Linked DNA regions of Mus musculus: all the other regions are linked to region 1. Evidence: chromatin loops called from intact Hi-C (ENCODE). Cell type or tissue: heart. All regions are shown on one strand. Region 1 overlaps Rapgef5 (Rap guanine nucleotide exchange factor (GEF) 5). Region 2 overlaps Gm31482 (a long non-coding RNA gene). Region 3 overlaps Rapgef5 (Rap guanine nucleotide exchange factor (GEF) 5). Region 4 has its middle 7.4 kb from the start of Gm31482.

The links. A loop is a pair of places that touch in the nucleus more often than their neighbours do. Peaks named below come from ENCODE experiments on the same cell type or tissue, not always from the same donor. Only the 100,000 strongest peaks of a DNase experiment are listed, where the experiment ranks them.
Region 2: a loop joins it to region 1, with 2.2 times the contacts of the local background. A loop is called at or near these places in 2 of 42 quality-filtered maps.
Region 3: it touches region 1 in a loop (4-fold over the local background); 6 of 42 quality-filtered maps call a loop at or near these places.
Region 4: it touches region 1 in a loop (1.9-fold over the local background); 2 of 42 quality-filtered maps call a loop at or near these places.

Annotation. Positions count from the first base shown.
Region 1 is chr12:117,653,571-117,661,570 of GRCm38, forward strand. Rapgef5 (Rap guanine nucleotide exchange factor (GEF) 5) reads left to right here. Exons shown (of 26, transcript NM_001373989.1): 9 at 4,708-4,833. Among named protein-coding and RNA genes, the nearest start is that of Rapgef5, 120 kb to the left of the region's middle. In heart, no CTCF peak of the experiment used is centred here; DNase peaks (open chromatin) are centred at 3,561 and 4,421; H3K4me3 peaks cover 2,933 bases; H3K27ac peaks cover 2,892 bases.
Region 2 is chr12:117,495,306-117,503,305 of GRCm38, forward strand. Gm31482 (a long non-coding RNA gene) reads left to right here. Exons shown (of 3, transcript XR_382010.2): 2 at 5,726-5,922. Among named protein-coding and RNA genes, the nearest start is that of Gm31482, 33 kb to the left of the region's middle. In heart, a CTCF peak has its summit at 3,970; DNase peaks (open chromatin) are centred at 1,396, 4,066 and 6,036.
Region 3 is chr12:117,759,238-117,767,237 of GRCm38, forward strand. Rapgef5 (Rap guanine nucleotide exchange factor (GEF) 5) reads left to right here. Exons shown (of 26, transcript NM_001373989.1): 26 at 1-500. Among named protein-coding and RNA genes, the nearest start is that of Cdca7l, 81 kb to the right of the region's middle. In heart, no CTCF peak of the experiment used is centred here; DNase peaks (open chromatin) are centred at 2,714, 4,164 and 5,764; H3K27ac peaks cover 731 bases.
Region 4 is chr12:117,454,725-117,462,724 of GRCm38, forward strand. No RefSeq gene overlaps it. Among named protein-coding and RNA genes, the nearest start is that of Gm31482, 7.4 kb to the right of the region's middle. In heart, no CTCF peak of the experiment used is centred here; a DNase peak (open chromatin) is centred at 3,747; H3K27ac peaks cover 635 bases.

The sequences.
Region 1 (8,000 bases):
GAACAAGAATCCAAACTTTTGTCTGTAGGCAAAGCGCTGTCATGTATTTTAATATCACTCATTGTTTTGCAGATTAGTTAATACTTAATGTAAGTATTTTTAAAACATACCTGATAAAATATCATCGGCTCATCTCTCTCTCTCTCTCTCTCTCTCTCTCTCTCTCTCTCTCTTAACAACTTTTATTGATTCTTTGTGAGTGTCACATCATGCACCTTAGTTCCACTCATCTCCCCTCATGGCCACCCTTCACTCTTGTAAACTTCCCCCTAAGATAAAACACACACACACACACACACACACACACACACACACACACACACACACACACACTCATCGTGGAAGCTGTAGTATGTCATAGTATGTCCCACAATATATCTCTCTGTCCACACACCTTCACTTGCAAATGTTCATTGCATTGAGTCATTGGTCTGGTTCTCGGTCTCCGACTTTTGTGACATCATCAATACTGGACCCTGACCGGGACTCCTCCTGGCTATTCTGTTGTTGCCTGGTGTCATGGAGATCCTGCAGGTTTGGATCAGCAGAACTGGCCATTACACATATCCCAGCTGTTCACCAATAATATAGATTTGGGGGTAGGCCAATTCAGAGCCCTGGATCTGGGCCTGGTTGATAGCTGAGATGGTCAGCCTGCTGGCTCTGTTTTATCTGCACCACCAGGGCGAGTTCTCTGACACTGCTCTGCCTAGACCGCCCAATGCTGCCTGCCATCAGCAGGAGGCACGGTCTGCATTCCTGCTCTCCAGCTCTCATTCCCTCAGGGTTGGCTCACTCTCACCCGCTGCTCAGTCACGGCATGGGTCCCACTCTCCCAATTGCTGCAGCCCACAAGGGGCCCAGCCAGCTCTCTAGCTTTCCCTTGCTGGAGTTTGGCTCACCTGTGCCTTTGCCATTAGAGTTAACTCCACTGTGTTGCACAGATTAGGTGCAGGGCTCAGTCTCCTGAGTGCTGCAGCTGATGAGGGGCAGGGCCAGTTTTCTTGACTGCCTATTAGCTCATATCTTAACTAAGAAACATAATTTTAAGAAGTAGCATAGTTCATTTTTATGAAGACTAATTATTATAACTCTCGCTATTAAACTAAAATGTATATTCTGTGACTTCTGTGTATTTGTGGGTTTTTTTTTTAATTAAAAGCAATGTTGCCCTGTTAATATAAGATGCTAAATGGCCAATGCCCAACTCGATTCCTCCAAAGAACAGAAAATCCAGTTCATCAGGTCATTGCTATATGGATCTTTATAGTTAATTTTATCTATCATCTATCTATCTATCTAAATTAGATACATACCATGTGATATTTCAATGTGTTTATACATTCTATAAGTTGAAATCAGGATGAACATATATTTATTTAAAATTTATTTATTTATGATAGAGACTTTCAAAATATATTATCCTTACTTTGGATATATATATATATATATATATATATAAAATTAGTGCCATCTATAGTCATACAGGGTTATATTTTATTTTATTTTTATTTTTTCATTTCTCTTTTCTTGAAAATGATTTTTTTTCATATGATATATTCTGATCACAGCACCACCCCCTAACTCCTCCAAGATCCTCCCCTCAGCCCCTCCCATCTGAATTCACACTCTTTCTGTCTCTTGTTAAAAACCAAACAGGCAACCAGGTGGGTGGTAGTGGTGTATGCTTTCAATCCCAGCACTGGGAGGTGGAAGCAGGTGATCTCATGAGTCTGAGGACAGCTGGTACAGAGCAACTTCCAGGACAGTCACGACTACACAGAGAAACCCTGTTTAGAAAACAAAAACAACAACAACAACAACAACAACAACAAAAACCCAGGCATCTAAATAATAATAATAATAATAATAATAATAATAATAATAATTAATAATAATAATATAAAACAAAACCAAGCAACCAGAGTAAGACAAAACAAACACAAGAAAAATCCAAAGAAAAAGCACGTGTAGATGCAGAGACACACATATGTACATGCCGGATTCTCAAAAAAAAAAAAAAAAGAAAGAAAGAAAGAAAAGAAAAGAAAAGAAAAGAAAAGAAAAGAAAAGAAAAGAAAACTGGAGCCTACACACATACACATACACATGCAAAGGACCTGAAAGTTTTAAAAAATACTGTCATAACAAAACATTATAGGACAGAGAATCCTCAAAGATCCATTGAGTCCAGTTTGTGTTGGCCATCTACTGCTGGGCTTGAGGCCTGCCTGTAAAGAGAGGTTAGTCTACCCAGCGAGACTCCATTGAAGAGAACCAGTTTTTCATTTGCAAGTGATTATCAACTGCAGATGGCTTTTGAGTTAGGGATGGGGGCCTGTTTCCACTTCTCTCAGTGGTGGAGCCCCATCTGTGCAGACCCTTGCTGGCCCTGTGCATGCTGCCACAATCTGAGTTGGTAGATGTGTGTTTAGAAGACTTTGCTTCTTATCATTGCATTCTTACAATCTTTCTGCGTCCTCATCCACAGAGTTCCCTGAACCCTGAGGAAATAGACTTGTTACAGACACCCCATTTAGGACTATGAACTCTTTACATAGCCTGTAAGAAAGCTTTTTGATTTGACCCTGCACCTCTCTGACGGTCTCACCAGTTATCCCCTGACTGGTCTGTCATACCATGATGATATTCCCTTCTTGGTCCTTCAGCATGCCAAGTACACCAACCCTGGGGATCTTTGTTCTCTGGGTAACATACTCTTCCTTTGGGGGTTGACACCATCTTTTCTTTGCTTCTTTTAGGTTTCTATTCAAATGCCATCTTATTAGAAAATCTCCAGGTTCAGAGGTGACCTCTAATTATTGCTCTGTCCCCCCCCTTACACTTTATTTTTCTTTCCTGTCATATACCACCTCTCTCTCTCTCTCTCTCTCTCTCTCTCTCTCTCTCTCTCTGTGCGTGTGTGTCTCTCTATTTGTCTCTTTGTATCTCTCTGTGTCTCTGTCTCTTCCTCTGTCTCTTTGTGTGTGTGTCTCTTTCTCTGTATCTCTGTGTGTGTCTCTCTCTGTGTGTCTCTCTGTTTCTTCCTCTGTATCTCTGTGTGTCTGTTTCTCTTTCTCCTGTCTCTCTGTCTGTCTCTTTCTTGCCTCTGTTATCTCTTTCTCTGTGTCTGTCTCTCTGTTTCTGTCTCTGTCTCTCTCTCTCATGTATGTGTTTGTGTGTGTGTGTGTGTGTGTGTGTGTGTGTGTGTGTGTGTGTTTGTGTTATAACCTCTGTTGAGTGCAAACTGGAGGTATGTGAGGGACTTCGAGGAGTTTAATCCTATAGCTCTAGGATTTAAGTGGGTGGTTTTCAAAGTCTATTGAACAATGTATAAAATAAAATAGACACCCAGAGATATGTATCTCGAAAATATTAAGTGATGTTGCAATAAGTATGTATGTTTAATACTAGAAAGATTGTGTTGTTGGATAAGGGATAGCCCTTGTTCCAGTTGCTTTAAAAGGGAAAACTATGGTCATGGATTGACATTAAATAACTTCTGGGGTTGTACGGGACTTTCCAGCAGTTCTGGCTTTCCACCAGTGTACAGGATGTCTTAAGATAAGATGAGGTCCTTGTGCAAGGCAACTTAGGAAAGAAACTAAAACGCCACTCATGAGGAATGTTATAAGCACAAGCCATACACTTTAGTGGGAGAATTCTGCACGCTACCCCCTAGGGGTCTGTGATGGCTACTTGGAGAATTTTCTTTCTTCTGAGCCTTTGGAAATAAAGTTGTAGTTGTTGTTTTGCATGTCTGGTTGTATTTCTGTGATACCCACTCAGCAATGTGGGGGTGACTTTCATACAAACTGCTAAGACCATGAAACTTGGGAGCTCTCACAAATCCCCTTCCCATATTTGGTCACATTGCTGAGTATATTCAAATCCTGTAGGTTATATTGGGTAAATAAAGATTCAATGGTTTTGACTAATTTTGCCAAGTTAGCTTCAGGTTTCTTTATTAGATCATGCCTCAGTTTGTCTGTGTGAACCATTTGAGAAAGGACTTGAGTAGAAATAGTTTATAGTCTCTGTGTTAGAATAGCCTCTTTTTTTTCCTGTTCTAAACGAGTCACCATCTTCCTATATTATTCCTGCTTAAGAACTCAATATATAAAGAAATGTGTGATGCTTAGTGAATTGTTTCTAAAGGCTCACGAATGCTTTTACTTATGTCCTCATAGTAATTTTCCAGTTGTGAAAAAAGTTTATCCCATAACTTTCTTGCTAACTGTATTTGTCCATGGAATGATCCACTCCGGCTAAAGAATTGGGAAGTTGTAGACTGTTATTTTTAGGACTCAGTATCACTTCACCCTTTTTGCCAGAATGGTTCCTGGCTAACTTTCCCATGAATTTTTAACCTTTTGCTAGCCTTTGCTTATGTAACAGGAAACAGGCTGTCAGGAACAAACAAATGCCAGCATATCAGGCGCACACGTAGTAGCAAATGATTTAGTTTGCCCTTCCAGCTCTTAAAGTAGACTGATACATGCTCTCAATCTGAAGTCTCTAGCATGGTATCGCTCTGCATTAAAATAACACAGATTTAACTTTGGAGAGGCAAAAATCTTTTACGAAGGCCATGATTTAATTCAGGTCACAGTTAAAATGTGCTTATTATAAGGTGAACTTTGTGGTGGTGTCATGTCCTGGGACTGTGGATTTAAGTATCTCTTCGCATTTTCTCCAACTCTGAAGGCTGGGGTGATGTGCAAGCTTCAAGAGAGAGATGATATCGGACGTATTGAGCTGGTCCACAAGCTGGCAAGAGAAAACTGTCAGTTTTTACAGACAGAAAAAAAAGAATCGGAGAAGTTGGAACAGGTAAGCCCTTTCCTCCTGGGGATGTGGGTCTAATGGCTGGAAAATGATTCTGCTTGGCTGTATATATGAAGGCACAAATATTTTATTGTGGTTGTTTAGGATTTGGCCTTTGTAAAGCATCCTTCTTACTATAAAGACAGTAGATGCTCTGAACTCTTAATCTAGTGATTTGGGGACTAGGTTTGTAGGAAAGCTCCTCTCAGAAGTAAGTTATATAAAAACTTAACTACGAATGCATGCATATCTATCATAATAGTGAGCTTCCTGGTCTTACACTGGAAACCTTGTTCCATTACATAGTACAGAGAATATAATTTTTTTAAACGAATGTGCTGATGTATTTTTGTGTTCATCTTGGTCATGGGTCTCATCTCCAAAAGAATGTTACCCTGGGTCTCTAGAAATAGATAAGGACAGAAAAACAGATTATAGCCGCTCTCACTGAGGGTGGGTCGGATGGAGACTTCCCAGTGGCTTCTGAATGCTATGTTCCAACAAGAGTGATATTGTGTGGATACAGTGAAACCCGGGTTGGGGGGTGGGGGGGTGGGGAACGAGCTGCTTAGTCCCCTCAAAGCCGTTATTCAGCTGGAGCCTTAGAGCTGAGAATGCTGCCCTCAGGCTAGGAAGACAATGTAGCTGCTTTCTCTTGCCACATATTGTGATCCTCTGATTGTTATTTGTAAGACTTCACTCTTGCCGTCCAGGACTGCTCACAAAGGAGATCAGTTCTCTGTCTTTCTCTGGTTCTCTGGCTATAACTTTTTTTCCCCCACATTTTCAAACTCTGCCAGGGGAGAAGAAACTGCTATTTGCTTTTTCAGCCACAGGTCCGTCGATACAAGTGTGACAGGGTTTTCCTGAGCAAGCAATGGCTTGGGACCTCCATGGCTAGTTGTTCAGCTTGTTAACATGGAATATTTTTAATAGTTTGGCAGCTTAGCACTGTAAGGACTGGTATCTCAAGTAGAAGGAATGATAAAGATAATTTCAGAGCCTTGAGATTGAAATGTTGTAGGGCTACCTGTTGGCTTTATAGTTGGAAGATTCAGCATCTGCCATTTGCTGGGTATTACCAAGAAGTCCAAGTACTTTTTTAAGGTGTTAAAAGCATCCTTTGCTTTTCATAGTTTGCCTGTGTCGCAGCCTAATCCTTACCTAGTCATACCCTTGGGATATTTATATATTTTAATATGTAGCTTCAATTAACTTCTTAAGCTTCTATTCCTTTAGATTCATTTTAATTAGGAGACTAGCAGCTTTCTTGTGCCTTTTTATTTCAAAATGCATCATGAGTCTGTTGACAGTGTGAAAACATATCATAGTGCAATTGCTGGTGTTCTGCCTTCCTAGTAGTCCTTTAAATGAATGCTGTATCTTATGGATGATTGCAAATCAGATGCATTGAACTGGTGACAACTCAAAATCGGGCAGAGTTGTTCAAAGAAAAATGGTAGAGTCTCATTCTGCAGGAACTATGCAGAACTCTGTGTGCTGTTCACAGGACACCTGTGTTGCCTTTGTTTTGTAATTATTAATATACAGAACACTATAGTTACAGCTAGTGAGATTGAGATTTCCCCCAAAATGTAGAAATCTGAAGCTAATGCTAGTCACTGGTAAGGTTTTTAAAGGATCAAGAAATTTCAAGTGTGAAGATTTGCAGTTTGGCTTATGATTATTTTGTTGTTGTTGTTGTTGCTGCTGCTGCCTTTAAACCTTTTGAAGTTTTAGTTCTTGCATGAATGCCGTGTGATTGATGTTTGCATCTAAGAGGGAAAATGTTTAAACAAACATTGGAATTACGCCTTTCCCTACACAGACTTTCCCGTCCAGCTTAACTCTCCATCTGCAGGATGACCCCACTTGAGCCAGTCAGTAACCGAGCTGAAACTGATGCACCTTTTCATAAAGGAATGTCTGCATATTAGGCGCCTGGATATTTTTACAATCATTATCTAAAACCCCAAGCCTTCTGCCCGTATTTTAACCTCTCGTATCTTGAGAATCTGTTGAAACAATACTTTTGCTAAGTTGAGTGCTCATGAGTTTTAGTTTGCAACCCCAGGCCTCTGCTCCTGCTCAGGGAAGCTCAGTTAAAGCACACAGCCCCAGAGGAAACTGCAGTTCAGCAATGTCAGCCCAAGTCTGCTGCTTGCTCTCCTTATTCCACAGTAATGACCCAGCCCTGCCGCTGTGCACGGGGTTCCTTTCCTTTGTCATTTTAAAATCTCATCTACCTTTCCTGGCTGAAGCTAGCAAAGTAAATAATGGCAACATTTAAGTTAGAATCCCAACTGTCTATTGGATTATTGTTTTCACTCTGCCCTGTTCTCCAGTTCCAGAACATCCCTCTCATGAGCATGTGTCCAAATAGGAAAGTAACTTTGAAGGATAACTGCTATGCATGGCATAGTTAGCAAAGCAAAGCCCTTGTTACTCTTAGTGGCCTATTACAAATTGAAGGGGATTAGAGCCTTCTGAGTGGACTTTGTTGTTGTTGTTTTCTTTTTTTTTTATTGGATGTTTTCTTCATTTACATTTCAAATGCTATCCCAAAAGTCCCCTATACCCTGCCCCCCCACCCCCACCCTCCCTGCTCCCCTACCCACTCACTCCCACTTCTTGGCCCTGGCTTTCTCCTGTACTGGGGCATATAAAGTTTGCTAAACCAAGGGTCCTCTCTTCCCAATGATGACCAATTAGGCCATCTTCTGCTACATATGCAGCTAGAGTCACGAGTTCTGGGGGGTACTAATTAGTTCATATTGTTGTTCCACCTATAGGGTTGCAGACCCCTTCAGCTCTTGGGTACTTTCTCTAGCTCCTACATTGGGGGACCTGTGTTCCATCCTATAGATGACTGTGAGCATCCACTTCTGTATTTGCCAGGCACTGGCAAAGCCTCAGAGGAGACAGCTATATCAGGGTCCTTTCAGCAAAATCTTGCTGGTGTATGCAATAGTGTCTGTGTTTGGTGGCTGATTATGGGATGGACACCAGGGGTAGGGCAGTCTCTGGATGGTCCACCTTTTCATCTTAGCTCTAAACTTTGCTGAGTGGACGTTTTTAGTATTTTCTTGAACTGACAAATGCTATGATTATAAATTCATGAAATCATAAAAATGTCTCACTATGTGATTATGCCAGGGAGTTGCAGGAAGAAA
Region 2 (8,000 bases), 160 kb before region 1:
CACACACACACACACACACACACACACATACTGTAGTTGTCTTCAGACACACCAGAAGAGAGCATCGGATATCATTACAGATGGTTGTGAGCCACCATGTAGTTGCTGGGAAATGAACTCACTACCTCTGGAAGAGCAGTCATTGCTCTTAACAGCTGAGTCATCCTTCCAGCCCTGAGGAGGACCCTTAACATCTGCTCACTGACTAGGCCTCACTCCCACCATGTCTTTGCTCTACAGCCACCATTCCCAGGAGCCTGTGCTGGGCATCTTACCGTTAATGTCAGTCTGGTTGGTTCTCTCATTTCTATGCATGTGTGATTCTAACCCGCTTAGTCTCGTGACTGGTATTTATCGACAATCTCTTCTCCAAGAATGCAAGTGCACAAGGTACAGTCTTGCATGCTGGCTCCAATATTTTGTCCACGATATATCTTGAGTACTATTTTATAACTGACTGATAAAATAACTGGAATTATATTTCTGGGTCCCCATGGTCCCTAGGGGCAGATCTGAGCTCTCACTGCACAGGCGTGAGATAGCTCCAAGCAAGGCTCTCCATTCTGAAGTTCAGGCTGCACTTCCTTCTTCCAATTTGGTGGAAGGACACTGAGTCCTTGTTGGAAGCTGATCGAGGGATCTGTTGCTAAGTCGCCTCAAATTCTCTTTCCAGGCTGGGAGCAGAGGGCTCTTCCTTCTCATTTCTGTCACTGATCATGGTGCCTGATATTTCTGAGTGGCCCTCCAGTCCTCATGAAAATGGAGCTTAGCAGTGGGATGTCCCACCTTTCCGAGCACTGCACCTAGCTTACAGAGCATCTTGTAATCACCTAGGACTGGGCTTTCTCCAATTGCATTTCTCTAAACACATCTCTGTGCGTGCGCATGAAAAGGTGGTGGTGATGGAGGTGGCATGGAGTAAGAGGGTGGAGAGTGACTCTTCCCTGGCACCAGTTTGCACCACAGCTTCTCCCTCGCTAGCTCTTAAAATTCCTCCCTAATGAGTTACCCAAGTGCTTGCAGATATCCATACTCTTCTTGTTATCCACATCTGGCATCTCTGAGTCAGCCTTGATTTAATCATAGCCCTCCTTGCTGATAAGGTTCCAGATCTCCACTGTCTAAAACAGTATTTACCTCTCTCAGCTCTTTTCTAGGCTACCCAAGATAAGCAAAGGGGAAAGTAAAAACAGGGCATAAGGGCCAAGAGAGGCCTTGGGTGAATATCTTCAAAGGCCTCCCCTTCGTGGATTCCTTGAACAAACTTGACTGGGTTTCTGTTACATCTCACTGGGCCAAGAATTGAATCTTTCTGACAGGTGCCTGAGCCAGCAGCCTACAGCCTGGCCACAAGGAAACATCTAAACAGGATTTCTCCTCAGCTGCTCACTTCTGGCAGCTTGGCTCCAGGTGTTTCCATCCCTATTTCCTCTCTTGTCTGGAGCTTCTAGGAAGTGCACAAAAAGGTGGTGGAACTCCCCAGAATCCCTCTGTGGCTTCAGGAGGAGAAGCTCTTTAGGCCAATCAAGATTTATTCTGGATGGTCAAAGGGAGGAGGGTCACGAAGGAGGGATCTGGTGTGAGTTCACCCTTTGTCTATTGTTTTAACCAGGACAGCAAGGCCAAAGTATTGAGCAGCATCCCCTGCAGCTGTTTCTCCTCAGAAAATATTTTCACAGAGAGCCAGGGACTGTAAAGGCAAGAGATGTAACCTGAGTCCTGACACTGGGAAAACATTCTCCTGGTAGCAGGAACTCCTTCATTTGGTTCTTTCTGCTGTGGCTGTGGATGTCCGTTGGTCATTTGGAGAATGAATGGCTTTGGGGGTCCATGTCTCTGAAGTCTCTCCCAAAAGTAATTGAAATCCTTTGATCAATGGAGAAGACTGCAGAAGGACAAGGGTTTGCATCTGGAATGGCTCTCTACAAGCCCGTGTTTTGTGTGCTTGGCCCTCAGTTGGCAAGACTGTGTCTGAAGGCTATGGGACCTTCCTAATGGGGTTCTAGCTGGAAGATAGAGTCCACTAAGTGAAGGCCTTTGGAGATTTCCCCAAAGTCCAGTCCTAATGTAGCTCCAGCTTTCTGATGAGGCAATGTGGAAAGTGCTGTCTCTTAGCATTCCTACCAACAGCTTCCATGGCAATGAGCTATACCCAGTGAAAATATGAGCCACAGTGAACTTCTTCCACTAAGTTGCATCTCTCTGGTGTTGCGTTGCACCAACAAGAGATGTAGCTAACACAGTGCCTGCTTGATCCAGATGGTGTGTCTGCTCTCTTTTGTTCAAATTTGCTACCATGCCAGGATGTTGCCTCTCCCTCTGTCATCAGGACAAGGTTGTGAGAAAGAACAAGTAGACATAGCCAGTTTCATTCTTGCCAGAGCCACAGTTCAGCTGGGCATGGCAATTATAAAAGCCATTGTTACCTTTCAAAGAATAAGGAACAGGCTGAAATGAAGAGGGAAATAAAGAAATAGCGGCTGTTTCTTCTGACATTCAGCTCTTTGCTGTCCACAACAGGGGTGTTCAGCATTATGGTTGATGTGCTGGACACTGGCCTGTGATTTGCTTTGGTTTATTTAGAATTAATTTTGTGAATCTCTTGCATGAAAGCACGGAGGGAGGCTCCCACCTATGGTATGATAGGAAGTTTCAAGTCCCTGCTGTTTCTGGAATGTCCATAATATCAAACTAACCCAAGCATGGCTCTCTATTAACATGACTGTCTCTCTGTATATCATGATCACGCCGATGTAAATGTTGTGGCTCCTGTGAACAAGACAGGGAGCCCCCAATTGGTGGAAATCATCTCTAAATACTTTTTATTATTTTCCTTGTTGTTGCTGTGATTTTTGTTTCCCACTATCTCTGTAGGAAAGAATCAGTGTTTTGGTGAGGTCTGCTCAGCCGTGTTCCTTGTTTGCAAGGTATGCGCACATAAGCTCACTAGAGAATATTTCCTAATAGCAAGCATTTTTTAAAAAAAAAAAAGAAGAAGATTGAGCCTGCAGATGTAGACTGACAGACTGAGAAGCACTTCTGAGATGGCCAGCTTTACTCCAGGGATCCCTGCATAAGCCTGAAAAGTGTGAGATAGAATAAGTTCTGTCTCATTTTTTTTTTTATCCCCTTTGATGGATGCTCTATGACATTATGATCCTTTGAACTAATGTCTGGGAGGAAAAAAAATAAAAACATTGAAGGATAAATGAAATGTCAGTTAATTCCGTTATGCTATTTATTGACATGCTGGCTGGACTCAATCTGTCCCCAGAGGACTCTCGGGAGAGCATGTTTGATGGGAAATATAGATTGTGTGGTACTAACAACCCAATAAGAGTAATCACAGGGTCTGGGGTTGGCAGCAGAGTGTGTCAACCTGAGTCAACAGAACTGAATAGATTCTTCAACTCATCTTCTGTTCCCTGCCTGTAATATGAGAAAAGTTTGTGAAAACCAGGCTGAAGAACTTCCCATTCACAGGAGTTTAAGTTTATAACCTCCCTGCCAACCATTCCAGGTCAAGCCTATCATGATAGTGGAAGTAAAAATTGAACTTACATACACTTAAGGAATTTTGCATGATTTACCAAAATACCTTGCCCAATGATTGCAGTCACTAACCAATCAGCATGAATGAAGACACTTTCTTGGTCACTGCTCTCTCCATTCTGTCTCGGTTGGAGGGGATATGCCTGAGTGAAGCTCTCTCATCTGAGCACCATTTATAAGGATTTTGGACTGATAAGGAGTTTCACAGTCCTACCCTAGGATGGAGAGGTGTGAGCAGCAGGTGGCTGAGGTGAGGCAATGACCTTGATTTGCAAGAGGTGTCCACCCAGAAGGCAGTACAGGCTGAGTATTGCAGGGAAGTCACACCTGTCCTAGCTATCACAGAGCTGTGATTCAATTTAGATTAAGGGCTTGAAGTTTTATGTCTTCGTAAACCTAGAACTCAGAGTCCTAGGTTGAGAACTAGATGGCACTGTCTAGGTAATTTAAACTCTTATCACTCCAATGTGTAGGCAGGGCTGGGGATAAGGGTGGGGCAGCACACTCTCTTGGGACCAGAACGGAAATCCAGAATAATAGCTCCTGAGGCTGACAGTAGAAACATCCCTTGGGCACAGGAAGCACATTAAAGTTCTGGGTTCAGTTGTATGCTGGTCTCAAACTCTCTTCCTGTTTCCTAGAAGAACAACGTCATAGACATCTAAAGGAACTCTTCAAGGAAACAAACCAGGTCACTGGTGGGACAGATGCCATCACAGCTCATAAGCAGGGCTTTAGAGACCTGCGTTTGAATGCACGGAGTTCAAGACCTCCTTCCCAAAGCTAAGGTGGCTCCTTTGGTAAAATCTGTGGCATCTAATAGTGATGATACAGGGCTGGCTAACCTAGCATTTCAACACTTTTACACCAGTGGATTTGTTCTCTCATCAAGACCCTGCTTGCCCTGTGCCCTGTGCCCATTGTCGGTGGAGTACTGGATGGCCTGAAAATGGAAATGTTAAGGAAGGCCATGGTGCGTGTGGCTGTGCAGCCCAGTGTTGTACTTCCAGGAGTTCCTCCACTCCTGCTCCCTCTGTCTGGAGTTATCCCACCCCTGCCCCATCCTGCCCCACCCCCAACCTCCCACCCTGCCTCTCCATAGACCCCCATCTTGTCTCCTGCCTATCCTGGAAGCTCTCTGTGGTTACTCAGGTCCCCCTCCCCCCAGCATCACTACCAGTCCCCATAAACTGGCTTTACTTTAGTAATTAGGTGGAATTTCTCAGTCTGACAAACTGTTGTATATCTTCTATCCTCTAGCACTTGTTGAGAACAGAAGCTGGTCTTGTTTGTAGCTGGCTGCATCCCTATTGGCCAAAATCAGTGCCTGTGATAGCTACTGTGGATTGTTAATCTCATGGGATCTAACATCACCCTCGTGCCTCCAGGCTCACCTGTGAGGGATCCTATGTTGATTGTTGTTTATGTGAATTGAGTGAGTGGCACTGTTCTCTGGGTTTGGATCCTGGACTGTACACAGTGAGGAAGGCTAGCCTGAGCACAGGCATTTGTCCACCTTCACTTCCTGACTTAGGATGTGATCAGCTGCCACAAGCTCCCACTGTTTTGATTTCCCTTGATTTTCCAGTGATGCACTGTAAATGTAAACTGGATGGTTGAAATAAAAAAAACCCTTTCTCTTGAATTCCTTTTGCTGGGGTGTTTTATCACAGCAACAGAAAAAGAAACTAAGACATACTAAATCACCATTTTCTGAATAGATGAATATGTTCTTTACAATGAAGTTTGCCGTGCTCCTGGCTAGAATAAAACCATAAATAAGAAATAATGCTTATTTTTTTAGCAGAATATTTGATGCAAGCTACATGCACATTATCTTATATCTTTCCTCTAAATTAGTATTTCAAAAAATAAGTGTTAGTGTTGATTGGGCATAGCACAGACCTCACATGGACTTAACATCAAGAATATTTCTGAGAAGAAAGAAAGCACTGATAAAGTGGGCAGTGCTGTTTGAGGTTGCACTGGCTGGACTAGGGAGGCTTTTCCTCCAGGGTTGTACTGGCGTCCCTGTGCCAGCTTTCCCTAACCTTATGAGCTGTCTTAGGGAGCTGGCTTGGAACCAAGTGTCTTGATGAACTTCCCAAAGTGCTAATGAAGAAGTGATCGACTTGTTCACACCTCCTTCCTGACTTTTAACTCTGCATAACAGGACATGCCTTGTGTTTAGAGAGTCACAGTGTCAGACCCCAGGACGACTGTCATCTGCCACCAAGAAAATGAAGAAAATAGGCCAACTAGACATTCAGTCAAGAACATCTTACTCAGCTGTGCAGAGACATGAAGAGAAATGAGCTTTCTCTCACAGCCTTAACTCAGCACTTCTCTTTCTCCTGCTTTGGATCTGAGGTGAGACTCCATTCTTTCCATTCCACCATCCATCCCTGTTCCAATGAACCCCACATATCCGTCTCAAACAGCTGCCACTACTGACTCAGGAGGATGGCCCACCATGTGACCAGGAAGCCAGCCGGGAGTCTTGTCTCCAAGGAGAAGCAGGAGGAGGGGAACAAGGAGGGCTCTGAGAAACTGTTTAACATTTCAAGCGCTATTATTATTTTTGGCACCATGTTGAGTCCATGTCTCTTTTTTGGCTACTTTTCTAGTACTTTATGTATCTGGAAGGAGAAATTGCAACCGGTTTCAGTAACACTGAGGGAATGTGCAATGCCATTACAGGAGGTATTTAAATGCTATTTAAATGTTATCTTGTATGCTCATAAATAAGCTTAAGCTAAAATGACTCTAAAAATGATCTGTCAGATAATGTGTTTATATATCATAGGCATAAAAGATGGCCTTAAACATTGGTTATCATGAATACAATTATATAACTAAAAAAAATGAAATCCATAACAGTTAGCAGTTGACCCCCAATTAGCAACTTGATGCAAAAAAAACAACAACAAAAAAAAAAACAAAACAAAAAAAAAAAAAAACAAAAAACCCAGATGGGTGCATACGTTTGTGGGTGGTCCCTTCAGTCACATGATTAGTGTCCAGGCCTGAGTTTTTAATTATTTGAATAAACATTTTATTTTGTAAATTTCAAATATACACAAGAGTAGGGATGGGGATGTAAGCCCGAAGTCAAGTACTTGCTTAGCATGTGTCGGAGCCCAGGTTCAATGCCTAGCATGAAAAAAACAAATATATAGAAGAAGGACTCAGTGCACTGATCGTGAAAGATGATGATCTAGGACTGTAGCCACTTGAAAGACAAAAGAATTGTCTATCCTGTTGAGGGTGGTTCTCTCACTGACATTTGGAGCAGTAAAGCAATTCATACATCTATTCTAAGTCAGTAGGTAAAATAAAAATCAGGTCAAGTGTAAAGTATTTATTATTTACCACCGCCCAGTGTGTTCCTGGATATTGGGATAGAAATAGCTAATAATAGTAAGATTAGAATGTTGGAGATTTGTTTGTGTAGAAACAGGGTCTCCTTATAGCCCAAGCTAGTCTCAATTCACTCTGTAGTGGAAGATGAGTTTGAACTTCTGGTCTTCTTGCCTCCAACTTCACCTTCACCTGGGATTACAGGCCTGCATCAACACGTTCAGTTTATAGTGCTGGAGGACCAAGCCCGGGGCATGATACCCCAGGCAAGCACTGTACCAAGCCAGGTGCATCACACCCCATCTAAGAGACGACAATAACACACCATTTTTATAGCAACGGTATCCACAGCGGCTAAAAGTAGAAAATCTACAAGTCCAATGACAGAGGAATGGCTAGACAAAATATGCAACAGCCTACACATATAATGGAACATGATACAGGCTTTTAAAAGAATGGAATTCGGGAACATGCTATAACATGTATGAATATTGGAGATATTTTTAAGAGAAACAAGGTAAGCAGAAAGGAACAAATAGCACACAGCTCCAACTATATGAATTACCTACCGTAGTCAACAGAGAGACTGAAATTGATTATAGATTAGATTACTGGGGAATTCATTTTTAGTAGGTATAGAGTTTGAGAATATGAAACATCTCTGAAGATGGATGACGATGGCGGCTTTACAATGTAAATGTGGTAAATCCCACTGGACTGTATATCCAGAAGTTAAAATGGTACATTTAGTGGTACGTGTCTCTTACCACATATTTTTAAAAGCAGAAGTAGGTTGTATTTTCACCCACAAGCAAAGCTATGATAGTGTTTGTGGGAGTAGGGTAGGGGCAGGAGCAGAATTAAGATGCTTCTACCCTTACCCTGCCCACCCAGTGAGGTAGCTTCTTAAAACACTGTTAGTCATTCTCAAACTTTTGTGTGAGTAGAGTCAGCCTATGTGGAGAAAGGCAAGATCCTATATGGAGATACTGAGACAGTTCCTGCATCTAACAAAGCATGATGGGAAATGAAAGACTGGACACTGGGGGTGCTACCATCTGCCCAAAACACCACATTACAAAGGGCCA
Region 3 (8,000 bases), 110 kb after region 1:
ACTGAGCATTTTTAGCAGAGTAATATTTATTTGCATAGCCTATTTATTGTATTTGTATTACACTGTTATTAAATACCAGGATGAAATCACTGACCAGAAGCAAGAACTCTTGCCTTTGGATGTCTCATTGCTTAGGACCGCCGTGATGCTGTCAGCTTGGGATAACAATTAGAAGATAGAAAACCCACAGTCCGGGCGTCTACCTAACTTCTCAGGGACTACACCTCGTAGTTTTCCACCATTATAAGCGCTGGTAAATATGAAACATTTGTTGAGTTACCAGACTGCCGTTGACAGTGTTTGATTTCTCATAGTTCATGCTTTCTGCCTCTGTGTACATGACTCTGCTGTGTATTTATCAAAGTAGGAAGCAATAATTTATATGTAAAAATGGCCAAGCAATATAAGGTTAAAACTTACATAAGTAACCATTACCTTATCTTGTATTTTCAAGTGTTTTTTAAATCTGCTTTTCCAAATATAAGACTATGTTAAAGATACCGCTCCTGCCTAGACTCTTCTGTCCTGTGCCACAGTGGCATCCATGGGCCTATGGCCGATGTTCCAGTGCCATCAGGTACTCTGTCTGGAGCTCACGTTTTCTCACTGAAAAAGCTACATATAGATGAAGAGCTACAGGGACCCAGTCGTCTACCCTGCTGCCCTAAACCCTGCAGACCACCTGTTGGAAATCACACCAGAGCTCAACCCCAGCCTTGGAGAATCCCACAACTACAGCCATCACCCCAGTCTTGACTGGAAGTGGGAATGAGGAACAGTGCTAGGCCTAGAGATTCCTATGCAAGGATGGAGGCGCTGAGTGGGTGGAGCTTCAATAAGCTCTTATGGTGTTCAGGGAAGGTAGGGTGGCTTCCTGAGCCAGCACTGATAGACTGCCAGTGCTTTGTCCGCACCTCTCCCACCTTGACTCAGTGTCCCTCTTGTCAATTTCACACTTGCCCGTGGCATGTGGCACCCCCCCCCCCATAGGAGTATTATTATGTGTTAAACTCTGTAATGGCCAGGTATCTTGTTGCGTAAGTAAAAGGACTGACCCATGCAGCATGTTGTAAGCTCTGCAGGGGACCTGTGCCACTGTGTTGCTGCAGATGAAAATGTCACCAAGCTTGCATCTTGGAGTGGGAGTGGGGGGGGGGGAGGAATGTACAAGGGACAGTGTTCTGCGATGGGAGCTGGGAGCAGAGAGGTGCTCTCTACACTACTTCCTGTCTTAGCCATGGTCTCATTGTCAACTCATCCTTGGAGGCTTTCCACACAAGGTTCTTCCAGAACCGGGAGCTATGTGGGAAACAGGAGTGAGTGGGCAGCCCTGAGCTTCAGATTTGCGAGGAAATAGAAGAGAGGGCGGCACCTCTGCTTTCCTCTGGTTTCAGTTTGAAAGAAGAACCGGGCTTCTGAGTCAGAACCCTGGGCTCTTTCAATACAACAAACTTCAAAATGAATTTTGTGGTCCTGGTCCCAGCAACCTACTTCAGGATGGACTATAGGGCATCAGTCTCATTTATTTGGTCTCATTTTTTTTTTTGAGGTCTTTAGGAATCACAATAAACAGTCTCTACTCCCCTTCAAAAGTCACTTGAAACAATTGAGACTTATAAAGTTTCAGATTTGCTAAGGTTCCTGAAGTAAGACACCCCTGTTACTGGAGTCAGCTGGAATTTCTCTTACCCAAACAGAGCAAGCAGCTGTCTTTCCAGTGCACAAGGAAGATGCACTTGATATGACAGACAGTGCACAGTCAGGGTCAAGGACTCTAATATGAGGCCTCTGAGGAACATGCTTCAAGCCCTGTGTCAACAGGACTTGGAGCTTACTGCTTGGTTTGGTCTCTCTAATGGCTTAGGAGGAACAGGGGCTACTTCAGCTCCTAATTACCCACCCCTCTTCTTGGTCCTGAGCCCTCCATGAGTCAGTTAGGATTTCCTAAGGTGAGATTTGTGAGCACAGGGTCACTGCATTCTCCACAGCAGTCCCAGAGCAAGCTCTGAGGCCACTTCCTGAGCCCATTGCTCTTATCCATCTGGGCTAGCTTTTTAGCTTCTCTCTCATTGTGCTTGCATAACAGGGTTAAAATGCCCCCACTGCCCCTCACTGCCCTCCACTGCCTTCCAAAGCCCCCCCCCCCCCCCACTCTCCAGGGAAGGGAATCTCCCTGATGCCTAACCACACCTTTATCACTCACTATCTCCTGCTATTGCCTCACCAAATGTCAGATGTTGCTGGGCCTGGGAATTCTTCCCTGGGAAGAGAACCAGGTTCTGCTGTGGAGTTTCCCAGCATCTTGGGAGTCTCCATCATGAAGTAGGTAATAGGAATGTCCAGCAATCCAGGCTGGCCTTTCTGCTAAAAGATTCTGAGAGGCAACCCCAACTTTGGAGGCCACCGTGCCTGACATCATGCCCATGAGAAGTTCTGAGCTGCTAGATCCTTCTACTCATGTGCACCTGCAGGGTCTAAGGTGTCAGCATGGCTGGAGTCTAATTTCTATCCAGAACCTTTGGAGAAAACCCCTGGAGTAGTCCTCACCTTCTTCAGAGTCCTCATGAACCATGATCACATAACACACACTGACAGCACAACTGAAGTCTCAAGCACAGTCACTGGCAGGAAAGACTGCTGCCATGGCAACATCGTTGCTAAGCCCTACAGCAACAGTGACTCCCACATGCCTCAGAGCTCTTAAACCAGGGGTGGTGAGGTGTGCCACCATCCTTTCAAGCCCAGTTTGCAGAAATGAACTTGACCTCTGACATCCCTTGTTTGCTGTTTGGGTAAGAGAAATTCAAGCTGCTGTTAGTAACAGGGTGCCTCACTTCAGGATCCTTAGCAAGCCCAAATCTGTAAGACCCTCACTTCTTCCAAGTAACTTTTGAAAGGAAGTAGACAGACTGCTTATGATGGTTCCCAATGATCTCAGAGAATGGGACCCAATACTGTGCTCGCTGCCCTGAAGTCTGTTCTACAGCTAGATCACTGGGTTTGCTCAACTTCCACCGGACTCTTCTTTATCGCCACTGGCCATCCTGAGTTCAATCCTCACTTAAAAGTCGTCTCAGTAACTCTCCCTCTGGTTCCTCTTCTCAACTCCATTCCCTACAGTAATGTCCACACTACCTTCATACACCCAACATCGCCCTTTCCAAAAACAGGAATCGCATCTCGTTTCTCTCCAGACCCGCCTCTTCAGTGACACTTTGTAGATGGCAAAACTGAGCCTCAGCTGCAGAGCCTTTCTATCCCCTGAGCACCTCTCCCAAGTCAAACAGATAGACACCCCAGCAGACCAAAAATCTTGGTGCCCTCTAAAACATATTCTACATGTAAAAGTAATGTGATTCTTGCTATTTAAAATGCCAATTGTCTTAGGGTTTCTATTGCTCTGACAAAATACCATGACCAAAAGCAGCTTGGGGAAGAAGGGATTTATGTTCAGTAGCATCCCTGGTTGTCAGGGCAAGAACTCAAGGCATGAACCTGGAGATAAGAACTGATACACAGTCCATGGAGAGACGCCTCTTACTGCTTGTTTCTTATTGTTTACTCCTGTTCTCTTATAGTACCCAGGCCCACCAGTGGTACCACCCACAGTAATGTGTGCACCACCACCCCACCCTCCTGCATCAAACATCAATGAAGAAAATGCACCATGGGCTTGCCCACAGGTCAGTTTGGTGGAGGCATTTTCTCAATTGGGATTCCTTCTTCCAGAATGACTCTAAATTATGCCAAACTGACATAAAACTAGCCAGTATGCCTATGGGGAAAAACAAACAAAAAAACAAAAAAACAGGCACCAAATGTTTGTTGAATAAGTAAAGATATTTGAATATACATACTAGTCAAAGGTACTAAACTGTAGTGTGTGTGTGTCTGTGTGTCTGTGTGTGTGAAGGATCATGAGTCATGAGATCAACTAGTTTTGAACACAGTACAAGCCATAGAAGAGATCTGCACTGGGAGTCATTAAGAGCCCTTGTTGTTTATGGTTTTAAGCTGGTGTAGACCTAGGCTTGCCTCTGTAGGTTGGTTTGGGGGGGGGGGTTGTTTTTGTGGCTTGACTGCTGTAAGAAATAACTGATTGTACTCCTTTGTGTTCAGTTGGCCTGTGCCTGGCCTCTGAAGGAGCAGGAAGGGAAAAGGGAGGAGGCTGGAAAGGAAGGCCTTGCCCCTTCCTGCCCTGTGCCCAGTGCTGATTCAGCGCTCTTGTGAGGGGCGTAGTCTGCAATAAAATACACATAAAAGCCCTAGGAACCAGCACACCAACACACCAGGGCCTGCTCCCTTAACACAGGGAGGGCATGGTATAGCAGAGAGAGGAGCAGTCCACAAAACAAGACTAAGTCTAACAGTATAAACTTTCCTCGGGGAGACTGGGACCCAAAGAAAATGAGTATCCCCAGTGCTGAGTTCTTATTAGAGGCAGTTGCTTGTAAAGATGCCATGCCATCATTAAAGCATGTTTACAGGGAATAGAAGGTCCTGCTTAGCAGAGCAGCAGGGAGAACAGAGGTGAGGAAATGCAGATAGAAAAAGATATAGGACATAAATTCACACAATGAGCACACAGCAGGACATGCTCAGTGTCCTTGCAAGGGGTGTGGTTCTCGGGCAAGTCCTACCACCATTGAATGTACACTGTTGGGGCCAAGTCCAGGACCCTATCCCTGGGTGTGCATGTGAATGTGTGTGTGTGTGTGTGTGTGTGTGTGTGTGTGTGTGTGTGTGTGTGTGTGTATTCTCAGGGCTAACCTTTTGGTGTTGAATAACTCGTTGGTGTGCTTTCTCTTGGAGAATATGTTTCTCCTGCTCTCAGCATTCCTTAGTTGTCTGCAGACCTTGTATAGGGCTGAGCCCCTTGGGTCTCCTCATTCACCACATTACATACATGTTATTGTTTGTGTTCAGCTCATGTTCAGGTGATCAAGATGGTGAGACTCTGTGGTCTAGCTTCTGACATTCCTAGGAAACACAATCTCGCAGAAAACTCCCTGATCCTCTGTCCCTTATAATCTTTCTGTTCCCTCTTCTGCAATGATTCCTGAGCCTTAGGTGTGAGAGTTGTTTTATAGATATAGATATCCATTGAGACTGGGCTCCACACTCTGTATTTTGATTGGTTGTGGTTTTCTGTAACGGTCTTCATCTGTTGCAAAGAGAAGTTTCCTTGATGAGAGGTGAGAACTATATTCCTCTGCGTCGATAAGGAAAAACAGTTACAATGTATTTAGAGAATATTTAGTAAAGTGGTGATTGTAGGTTCAAGACCCATGTTGTCACTAGCCCTGGGAAGTTGGCTGGGTTTCCATCAGTAGGCATGGCTTTCCTCTTGTTGATCAGGTCCTTTTTTTGCTTCTTGAATGTTAGAAGTTTTGATGTTGATGATGATGTTTTGGGTTGGTTGGTTGGTTTGTTTTCAAGACATAATTTCTCTGTGTATTCCTGGAAGTCCTGATACTCACTATGTAGACCAGGGTAGCTCAAACTTTAGATCCTTTCAGCTCTGCCTTCCAAGCACTGAGATTACGGGCATGTGCAATGTAGCCTAAGCTCAAACTCATTTTTAACCTGAAGATAAGGTTAAGTCCTTGGTCCCCCTTCCACCACCTTCAAAGTCTGGGGTTGAAGATCCAGTTTGAGAAAGTTCTTGTCCACAATGTATTTATTTACTGAGGCACCGGATACTCAATTGCTGATAACATGCTCTTTGCCCCAATAATAACTAAGACATTTGCGACATCTGGTGGACGTATACTGGTCCTGCGCATAATTTACGTGAGAAATTGTGTTCACAGAGGGCCTGGTTAAATCAAATGACACAAGGGGGCGCTGTTCTATCTACAAAGCCTGTGTCAGCTCTGCAGCTGTACTGGGATGTGGCCCTGGAGGTTACTCTGCCTTTCTTTTTCTTTTTTTTCGTTCCTTTTTCTTTTCTCTTCTTTCTTGCCTTTTCTTTCTCTTTCTTTCTTTCTTTTTTTTTTCAGTGCAACACACTTTTTCTTTCTTAAACACAGGTGTCTAAGTGTAAGAGGCCTAACTGGAAAGGGTCTCCTTGGAGCTGTCAGCAAGGAGGATGGGTCACCTCAGGCTTCAGCATTCTCCTAGCCCACCACTCACCCTCTGGGGGAATGAAGATGCCTGCCTGGCTCCCTAGAGCTGCATCTGCCCTGCAGCCTGCCAAAACCTCACTTCTGGTTGCTTCCTGACCCTAGCTACACCCTATGGAGACACATATGGTCATCCTGGCTGGGCAGCATTGACTTACAGGCTAAACTCAGGGCTCCACCCATGAGCTACACAATGTCCTATCTCTGTGGAGCACTGAATGTCACAGGGGTGGACTTCCCCTGTCTGCATTCTGCGCCTCTTCATTGAAATGACTCTTCTTTATTGCCATCCAGTCCCTGGATGCTCATCGTGGACCCTTGGCATCTCTCCCCCTCAGGAGAGACCCTCCTTACAACCAAGCAGCTCATCCCCAGCCAAGTGAGGACATCTGAAATAGGCAGCCTCCTCCGGACATCAACCTGTCTCCATGCACCCAATTAAAAAAAAAATGATAGGAGCTCGTGTGATTATTGGAAGAGCCATGGTAACTGTCACAGATTTGGGTAAAAGACACGGTTTTCTATGAGTGATGACCATATATGGGAGCATAATGATGACCTGCCTAACTGGGGTCAAAAGCTGGTGGACCTGTTAGGGTGCCATGGGAGCCCTCTCAGACTCTTCCCAGCATCCTGGTGTCTCTCTATCCCTGGAACTAGGGCCCATCCCAGCACACTCCTGAACACAAATTATAATGGTGAATGGAGTAGGGTTTCCACAGCTACACCTGAAGCTAGGGCACCATTAGCCCATCCTTCCTTAAGGCTTGGGAACAGAGTTCTCAGAAGAGATCAGATGAGGCTCAGCTGTGCAGTCTCATGGGCTAGGATGCGAAGAATTCATCCCCTGCTCTGCCCTGCCAGAGCAGCAAGGACCAGAAGCACAAAAATTACATTGGGGAAGGCTTTCTTACCTTCCTCCTCCCCTTGACTTGACAGCAGGTCTAGAAGAGAGAAACCCTCAACTTCCATCATTCAGGCTGCTGTGCAAGACCAAAGTTTGCTCTTCCAGATTGGTTGTTCTGTGATGTGGGTGGAGTTTGTGACCACTCTCATCTCTTCTTTCTTCTCTCTTCTCCTCTCCCCTCCCCTCCCCTCCCTTCCTCTCCCCTTCCCTCCATTCTCCTCTCCTCCCCTACCTCCCTCTCCTCCCCATCTCTTCTTTCAGAGACAGGGTTTCTCTGTGTAGCCTTAACTGTCCTGGAACTCACTTTATAGACTAAGCTGGCCTTAAACTCCAAGATCTACATGTCTCTGCCTCCCTAGTCCTGGAATTAAAGCCATGGGCTACCATGCCCAGCTGTGGCCACACTTTTCAACAAGGCCACTGTCCAAATGCTACCCAGCCTCCAGGGCTAGAAAAAACTCCATTTTCTATTGTGCACAAAGACCACTAAGGACCCAAGACAGAGCACAAATAGGGTCTTGAAGTCAAGAGATAGATGGGGATGAGCAGGCAATTGAGAGCAGCAGAAAGTGGGTGTGGAGCTGTCCCTTCTCTGCCTGGCCATGCCTGGCCACTTTGAACAGTCCTTCTATTTTGGAGATACTAGATGTCTTAGTTAGGTTTTATTGTTGTGAAGAGATACCATGACCAAGTCAACTCTTAGAAAGGCAAACACTTAATTGGGGCTGGCTTATACTTTCAGAGGTTTAGTCCATTATTATCATGGTAGGAGTCATGGCAGCATCCAGACAGACATGGTGCTGGAGAATGAGCTAAGAGTTCTACAAACAGGAGTCTATCTTCCACAGGCTGTGAGGAGGAGGTTCTCTTCCACACAAGGCAGAGCCTAAGCATAGGAGGAGGCCTCAAAGCCCACTGTCTTAGTTAGGGTTTTACTGCTGTGAACAGACACCATGATCAAGGCAAGT
Region 4 (8,000 bases), 200 kb before region 1:
CTTAAAAGATAAGTAAGGAAGATGGTTCCATCAGTAAAGTGCTTGCTATGCCGTTATAAGGAACTGAATTCAGTCCCAGCACATAAAAGCCTACGGTATGACAGCATGTACTTGTAACACCAGCACGTGAGGAGGTAGAAATAGGAAGATCAGGGCCACTGAGGTTTGCTGCCTAGCAAGTCTAGCCAAAATGGTAACCTCCAGTTCAGTGAGAGACTCAGCCTCAAAAAAACAAAACAAATACAAATACAAAAACAAAATAAAAAAAAACTGTGGAGAGTGAATAAGGGGGGACACCCAGTTTTGACTTCTGACCTCTACTTACATACACATACCCATGCCCCAGCACACACACCTACACACAGATTCATGTATGCATACAAATACACACACACACAGAAGTGCACAATTGGCTAAAGATTGCTAGATGAAATCAAAAGTGCTATCCAGCAAAGTAAGTAATGAACAAAATGAAAAGCCACTTACATGATGGTGTGAAATATTTGCAAACCATGTGTCTGATAAGGGCTTGGTATCCAAAACCTGTAGTGAAAATTATACCTACAATTAATATCAAGAAAATACATGATCTCATTTTTAGATAGTCAAAGGAACAAAATAGGTATTTTTTTCCCAAAAAAAAGACCGACAGTAACTAATAGGTTTATGAGAAGGAGCTCAGTGCCTCCAGATAGGGAAATGCAGCAGACAGAGCTAAGGCCTCCAAATAATCACAATAAATATTATCAGAGAAGCGTAAGTTAGGGGTGTAGAAAAGAGCAGCCTTTGAACTATGTTGGTGGCAGGTACGTGGATTAGTACAGCAATTATGGAAAAGAGTACGTATTTTTCTCCAAATTATAAATAGAACTATCATATGATCAATCTAGCAAGTCCACTTCTAAGTGTATATATAATACACTAGAACTCAGTATGTCCAAGAGATGTCTGTGCTTCCATGTTACAGTATGTTGTATGATAGCCAGGATGCAGAATGCCCATCAACGCATACATAGGCATGGAGAACACACTATGTACATAGAGTACACTTCTATAGCTCCCTACAAAAGAAGGCAGTCCTGCAGTCCACGACAACACGGGTGAACCTAGAGGACGTTATGCTGAGTGAGATAAGCCAGTCACAGAAAGACAAATACCGTATGTTCTCACAGATTTGAAGAATCTAAAACAGTCACACCCGGGAACAGAGAATTCAGTGCCAGTTGCCAGAGGCTGGGAGAGAGGGAATGAGGAGGTATTGGCTAAAGATATTAACAGTCTTTCCTCATGCCAGCCCTTGAACAAGCCCCAGACATCTACTGCATGACTTACAAGATTCTAAAAAGCAGCTCACTCTAGCTGTTTTTCACATGCAGAAAATGAGGGGGAGAAGCCTTCTGGGGGTAATGAGTGTATCTGTGGCATAGATTCCGGCGAAGCCCCCACAGATGCATAGTCACCTCTAAACTCACCAAGCTGCATGTACTAAACACGCATCACATTTTGTATACCATTACACCCCAATAAAGTCACTTTTTAAAAAAATATGAAAGTATTAAGGGATCCCAATGGAGAACTCAGGGCAAAGACTGAAGGAGCTGAAGGGGTTTGCAATCCCATAGGAAGAACAACAATATCAACCAACCAGAACCCTCCCTTCCCCCCAGAGCTCCCAGGGACTAAACCACCAATCAAAGGGTACACATGGCTCCAGCTGGATATGTAGCAGAGGATGGCCTTATCAGGAGGGGAACCCCTTGGTCCTGTGTGAGGCAGGACTGGATGGATGGGTGGGGGAGCACTCTCATAGAAGCAGGGGGAGAGGGGAGGGGATAGAGGGTGTGTGGAGGGGAAACTGGGAAGGGGGACAATATTTGAAACGTAAATAAATAAAATAACCAATAAACAATGAAAAAATAATGCTCACAGCAGACACATAAGTCTTTTGTACAGGTGATTTAATCCTCTTTGAAACAGTGGATGAAGGATGCTGCTAGACATGGCTAGAGGCCAGGCTAATCTGCCCTGAGGATTACAGAATACCTGGTTCCCCACTGAAGCCTCCCTGGTGAGTGCAGCCTACATAGCCTCATTTCCCTGCCCTTTGCCCCGCATAGCTTTTCTGTGTGGCTAGGGCATGTAATTTGACTGTTTGACTGCTTGTTGTCTCCCACAAGGTTTTCATTGTCTTGCATGGTGCCTCTGGGCCATAAAGTAAAGCCTTAAGCTTCATCACAGAACAATATCGTTCCGAATTGCTTGATGTCGTCTAATTCGGTGGTTCCCAACCTTCCTAATGCTGTGACCCTTTAATACAGTCCCTCATGTTGTGGTGACCCCCAACCATAAGATTAACTTCATTGCTACTTCATAACTGTAATTCTGCTACTGTTGCGAATCTTAATGGGGATATTTTTTGGAAATAGAGCTTTGCCAAAGGGGCTGTGATCCACAGGTTTAGAACTGCTGCTCGGTGCTGAGCATTTGTGAAACAGTTTGGGAAAGATTTATGGGTGGAAAGGTGATAGATTTTGGATTGGACTTAATAGATTTTCTCTTTTCTCAAATGTTTAAAATTAGGAATTAACTTTGAAACTGCTTTAATGTTCCCTTTTGATATTCAGCTGCTTCCTTAGCTAGTGGGCCCCCATCCCCTCACTAACTCTCCCCCCTCTATTCCCCGCACTCACTCTCTCCCCCCTCTCTATCCCCTCACTCACTGTTTTTCAATGGCTTGCTGCTCCTGGTTTATAGCTGCTTCTTCTTACAATATAGCTGCACTTCCTGTCTCTCCTCCTGCTGCATGTAAGAGCCTCATTTTCTTACAGACATTCAGGGCTGAATGGGTCCAGTGGGCAGGTAGGAGTTCTTTCTTTAAGACTGATTGGCCATTCCCACGGGTATATTACAGTCTTAACCTTAGTTGATTAAATTCCCAGTGTTGGGAGATCCGGCCACATCTACATGAGAAGCCTGAAACTGTCAGTCTCTGGTGAACTGAAAGTAGAAATATTTAAAAGTGAATTCCTCACCCACAGAACCAGGCCCCCAGACTGAATTTTCCATTATTGCTCAAAATCCTGTTGGACAGCAGATATTAAATCAATTACCAAAATCTATAATGAAATTTTTGAGAGATGTCTTTTTCTCTCAACTGACTTATTATTCACTGTAGTATTAGCAAGATTTGCAAGGTCAAACTTTCCTCACAACACTTAACCAAAGGAGCATTTTTCCTTAGTTTCTGTGATGTCTAACGTGCCTGTAGGCTCTTCCAGGAGAGGGAATTCTGAGGCTTGGAACTTTGTCTAATTTAGAGAGGGCCTCAAACTGCAAAAATCCATAGACGCCTCCTTTAATTTCTTTATTGCTCCCCCATTTATATTATAATCATATTCTGAGATCTACCAATACTTGTTGCTCATCCTTACTATCCTGGATACTACACTTCCTCAAAACAGGGAGGAAGCAAAAGCTTATGGATGGCCTATACATCCCTCTGACTGGGAATGTGGAGAGCTTTGGTGAGGACACAGAGGGAAAGCCCTCATGGGGTCCATGTGGGATAGGTGGACCTGGCTTTGGAGGGGATGAGACCGGCCCTTGACTTTTGTATGCAATTGGCAGGAACCTGCCTGGGACATCAAAACTTCCTCTGGCTGCAGGTGTCCTGTCCCTCGGCCTAAGGAAGATGCAGACTTGTGGAAAGGCAGCTTCCCGTCGTCCCTTCCCTCCTTTCCTCTTCGTGGCAGGCTGTCTGCCAGACCTCTGGAGTGGTTATCTGAATTCTGCAGATCTTTGGAATGAGATCATTCAGGAAGCCGAATCCCTTTGATAAAAATATCTGCCTCCTTGGCCTTTTGTTCTGGTGGAGGACGACCCTCCTGCTTCTTCTTCCGTGGTTTGAACAGCTGCTGTGAGACAAATGCCAGCTGTGAGCTGCTGTGTGGATCCACACATCCTTCCCCAGCTGCCAGGACAGGGCATGTAGATGGATGTGTGCTCCAATGCCCACCCTGTAAGGTTCCGTGGCACAGTTGGTGAGAAGAGAAAGAATTTAGCCAAAGGTGGTGACCATCCCTGCTGGTTGCCTCTCTATCACACACTGTAGACAAACACATTTATCATGACAAAACCCAATGGCTTCTCTTCTCCAATTAATCTTGGTTGACAACCAGCTCAACCAGTCCTGAGGGCTAACTCTTTCCTGAAGAGGTAGGAGGGAGTAATGTTTTGGAATGGAATTTCTCCTCAGCCCTCAGTCTTTCTCTTCACTTCTTCTAGCAGATTCTCCCTAATTCTCTGTATGCTCTGCAATCTTTTCTACCCAGAAGGAATTTTGTGCAGTAGCCCCAAATTCTTGTGATGTATGCCCTGCTTCCCATACAAATCTCTCTTCCTTAAAATTGAATTGGCTCCACCTGTCCTTGTATTTTTTTTTGAGAGCACAAAACAAAACCAACTCTGCCTCTCTCTGTTGATACTAAGAGGGATCCCGTGGAAGCCATGTCTGTTCGTCTCACCTGGAGATTTTCGTGGCAACTCATTCCAGCTCCTGTCTGTTCTGAGATTCCATCTGTTTACTTTTCCCTACTTCGTGTCTTCTGTTTTCCAAGGGATCATTGGCAGTGTTCAGTGTTTTCTGGTAGCAGATCTGCAAGGCTCGGCTGGCATTTGATCCTCTGAAGATGAGCTGGTGAAGACCTTTGCTCTCTCAGGAAATTACTGTAAGAGATAAGACTCCTAATGTGCGTGCTTTAAAAATCATTGTTAGTGTATATAACCTATGTAGAATACTAAGCTAGCATGGGAAACTATTAGAAAATGTGTCTTCTTTTTCCAAGGGTGAGTCAGGGAAGAGGGAAAAAGATAACAGTGGGTGATAATGGGCACTCGCCAGTTTTGATGCCTCCTGTCTACTCTTTATTCCTCTTGGTAACAGTCCCCAACTTTCACACAGGTTGTAAAGTCAAGGTCCAGGGAGGAGTCCATGGGCACATGCAGGACAGAGCTAAGTAACAAACAGCAAAGCGTTTATTACAGAGGAGTGGCAGGGAGAGGCACTTGCTCCATGTAGGCTACTGTAACCGAATGTTATACACACGACCACTTACACAGTCAACAGGAACCTTTTCCTCACTGTTCTGGAGGCTGGACATCTGAAACCAGGTCACCAGCAGATTCAGTGTCTGGTGATGGTCTGATTATTCATAGATAGCTAACTTCTCGTTCTGACTGTGCATGAAAAAAGGCGCAGGGTTCACTTAGTTTGTTGTTATTTGATTATATTTTTTAAATGAACATACTAATCTCATGCATGGTGCCTCTGCCCTCCATGATCTGACCATCTTCCAAGGCCCCTTCACCAAATGCTACCTTTGTGGAGTGAGGATTCAGACAATGGTGAAGGCCAAGCAGGAATCACGGTGTACAGAGGGGCTGGCATGAGGGAGGCATTATAGCTTCTGAACCTGTAAGGATAGACAAGGAAGAGGTAAATGGAGCCTGGCAAGAGAGTTGGAAGGGTATGAAGTCAGACAGTAGGAGTTGTAGAGTAATGCAACCACTGTGAGAACCATATAACAAGGCACCTCCACCTGCTGGTGTTCCCATGATCCAATCAACTAGAAGCCAGAGAGCAAGGGCTGAAAGGTAATGCAGTCTGAAGAGACAGCCTTAGACACAGAGGATAGCAGAGGTGAGACAAGAGCACCATGCCTCCTTTTCCAGCGTGCTTGTTCTCCAAGGGGAGATCCCATTCAGAAGGCAGTTCTGACTATGCCCACTCACTACATTCCATCACTGGCCTCTTTCAAATCACATGACCTAATTCAGGCCAATGGGTAAAGAGTCGGTTCTCTAACATATGAGAAAAAAAAATTGTTTTCTTCCTATGGATAATGAATGAAGAAACACACAGTGCTAAGGCTGCTTCCAGAATTTTTTCAAACACAACAGGAGCTAAAACAGGTAACCCAGAGGGAAGCTGAAGAGAGAAGGTGAGCCTGGAAGCTAGATGTGGTGGCACATGCCTTTAATCCTCGCACTTGCAAGGCAGAGGCAGGTGGATCTCTGTGAGTTCAAGACTAGTGTAGTGAGCTCCAGGATCACCAGGTCTACATAGAGAGACTCTATCTCAAGAAAGAAAGGAGAGAGAGAGAGAGAGAGAGAGAGAGAGGGAGAGAGAGAGAGAGAGAGAGAGAGAGAGAGAGAGGGAGAGAGAGAGAGAGAGAGAAAGAGAGAAGGAAAGAAAGAGAGAGAGAAAGAAGGAAAGAAAGAGAGAAGGAAAGAAAGAAAGAAAGAAAGAAAGAAAGAAAGAAGAAAAGGGAAAAGAAAAAGAAGAAAAAGAAAAAGAAGAAAAAGAAAAAGGAAACGGAAAAGGAAAAGGAAAAGGAAAAGGAAAAGGAAAAGGAAAAGAATGAAACTATATGTCTGTCTTGCAGCTCAGTGATAGGGTGCATGCCTGACATGCCCAATTAAAAGGCTCAACTAAAGGGCAAAGAGAGGGAAAGAAGGGGAGAAGGAAGGTGAGGAATGGAAAAGAGGAGAAATGCCCCTTTGGTCTACATATTATGTTACTGAAGCTCATATGATTAGTGTAGTTTGTTTGTTTGTTTGTTTGTTTGAATTGTGCCAATGCCATTATATTAGTTAGGGTTTTCCTGCTGTGTGCAGATACCATGACCTAGGCAGCTCTTTTTTTTTCCTAAAGACTTATTTTATCATTATACATAAGTACATTGTAACTGACTTCAGATGCACCAGAAGAGGGTGTCAGATCTCATTGTGGGTGGTTGTGAGCCACCATGTGGTTGTTGGGATTTGAACTCAGAACTTTCAGAAGAGTAGTCAGTGCTCTTACCTGCTGAGCCACTTCACCAGCCCATAGGCAACTCTTTAATTGGAGGACATTTAATCAGAGCTGGCTTACAGGTTCAGAGGTTCAGTCCATTATCATCAAGGCAGGAACATGGCAGCATCCAGGCAGGCATGGTGCAGGATAGTGGAAGACTGACTTCCAGGCAGCTAGGATGAGGGTCTTATAGCCTACACCCACAGTGACACACCTACTCCAACAAGGCCACACCTACTCTAACAGGGCCACCCCCTCTAATAGTGCCACTCCCTGGGCTGAGCATATACAAAACATCACAACCATCTTTCTATTATTTGTGTCTTGAACCAAATACCACTCTCCAATCCGTGCATCCAAGAAGACAGAGTCCCCAGAATGGGGCAAGCTAAAGTCTGATGAGATAGTTGCAATGTCAGTGGTAGGAGTGCTATGAACATGAATCCAAAATGCCCAGATAAGAATTACAGGTTGTAATTACAAAGCCAAGAGTTCCTCTTTTGGTGTAAATAATATGTTGGCTAGTTTTGTGTCAACTTAATACAGGCTGGAGTCATTCGGGGAAAGGGAACAGCAATTGAGAAAATACCCAATCCAGATTGGCAGGGGGTAGGGGGTGGAGGGGGGAGGAATCTTGATTGATGATTTATGTAGGAAGGCTTAGCTCACTGTGGGTGGTGCCATCTCTGGGCTGGTGGTCCTGGGTGCTATAAGAAAGCCAACTGAGCAAGCCATGAGCACCAATGCAGTAAGTAGCAGCCCTCTATTGCCTGTGTCAATTCCTACCTTCAGATTCCAGTCTTGAGTTCCTGCTGTGACTTCCCTGGATTATCATATACAAGCTATCAGGTAAAACAAACCCTTTCCTCCACAAGTTGCTTTTAGTCACAGTGTTAGAGCCCTAAATGGGACAGGTGAGACTGAGAAGACGCCAGTCAACAGAAGATGAGAAAGACTGAGTCAGCGTCTACCTGATACCCAAGGAAGAATCAGGGCAGGGTATACAGACAGCTGTGGGTGGGACAATCACATTCTTGGAGACGCAGTGCAGCTGCTCTGTGTTCCCTGAGGGTACATGTGGAGGTGACACTGAGGTTCGGCATCTTCAACTTTACCCATGGTGCCTGAGGAGAAGCCTAGGGACTTG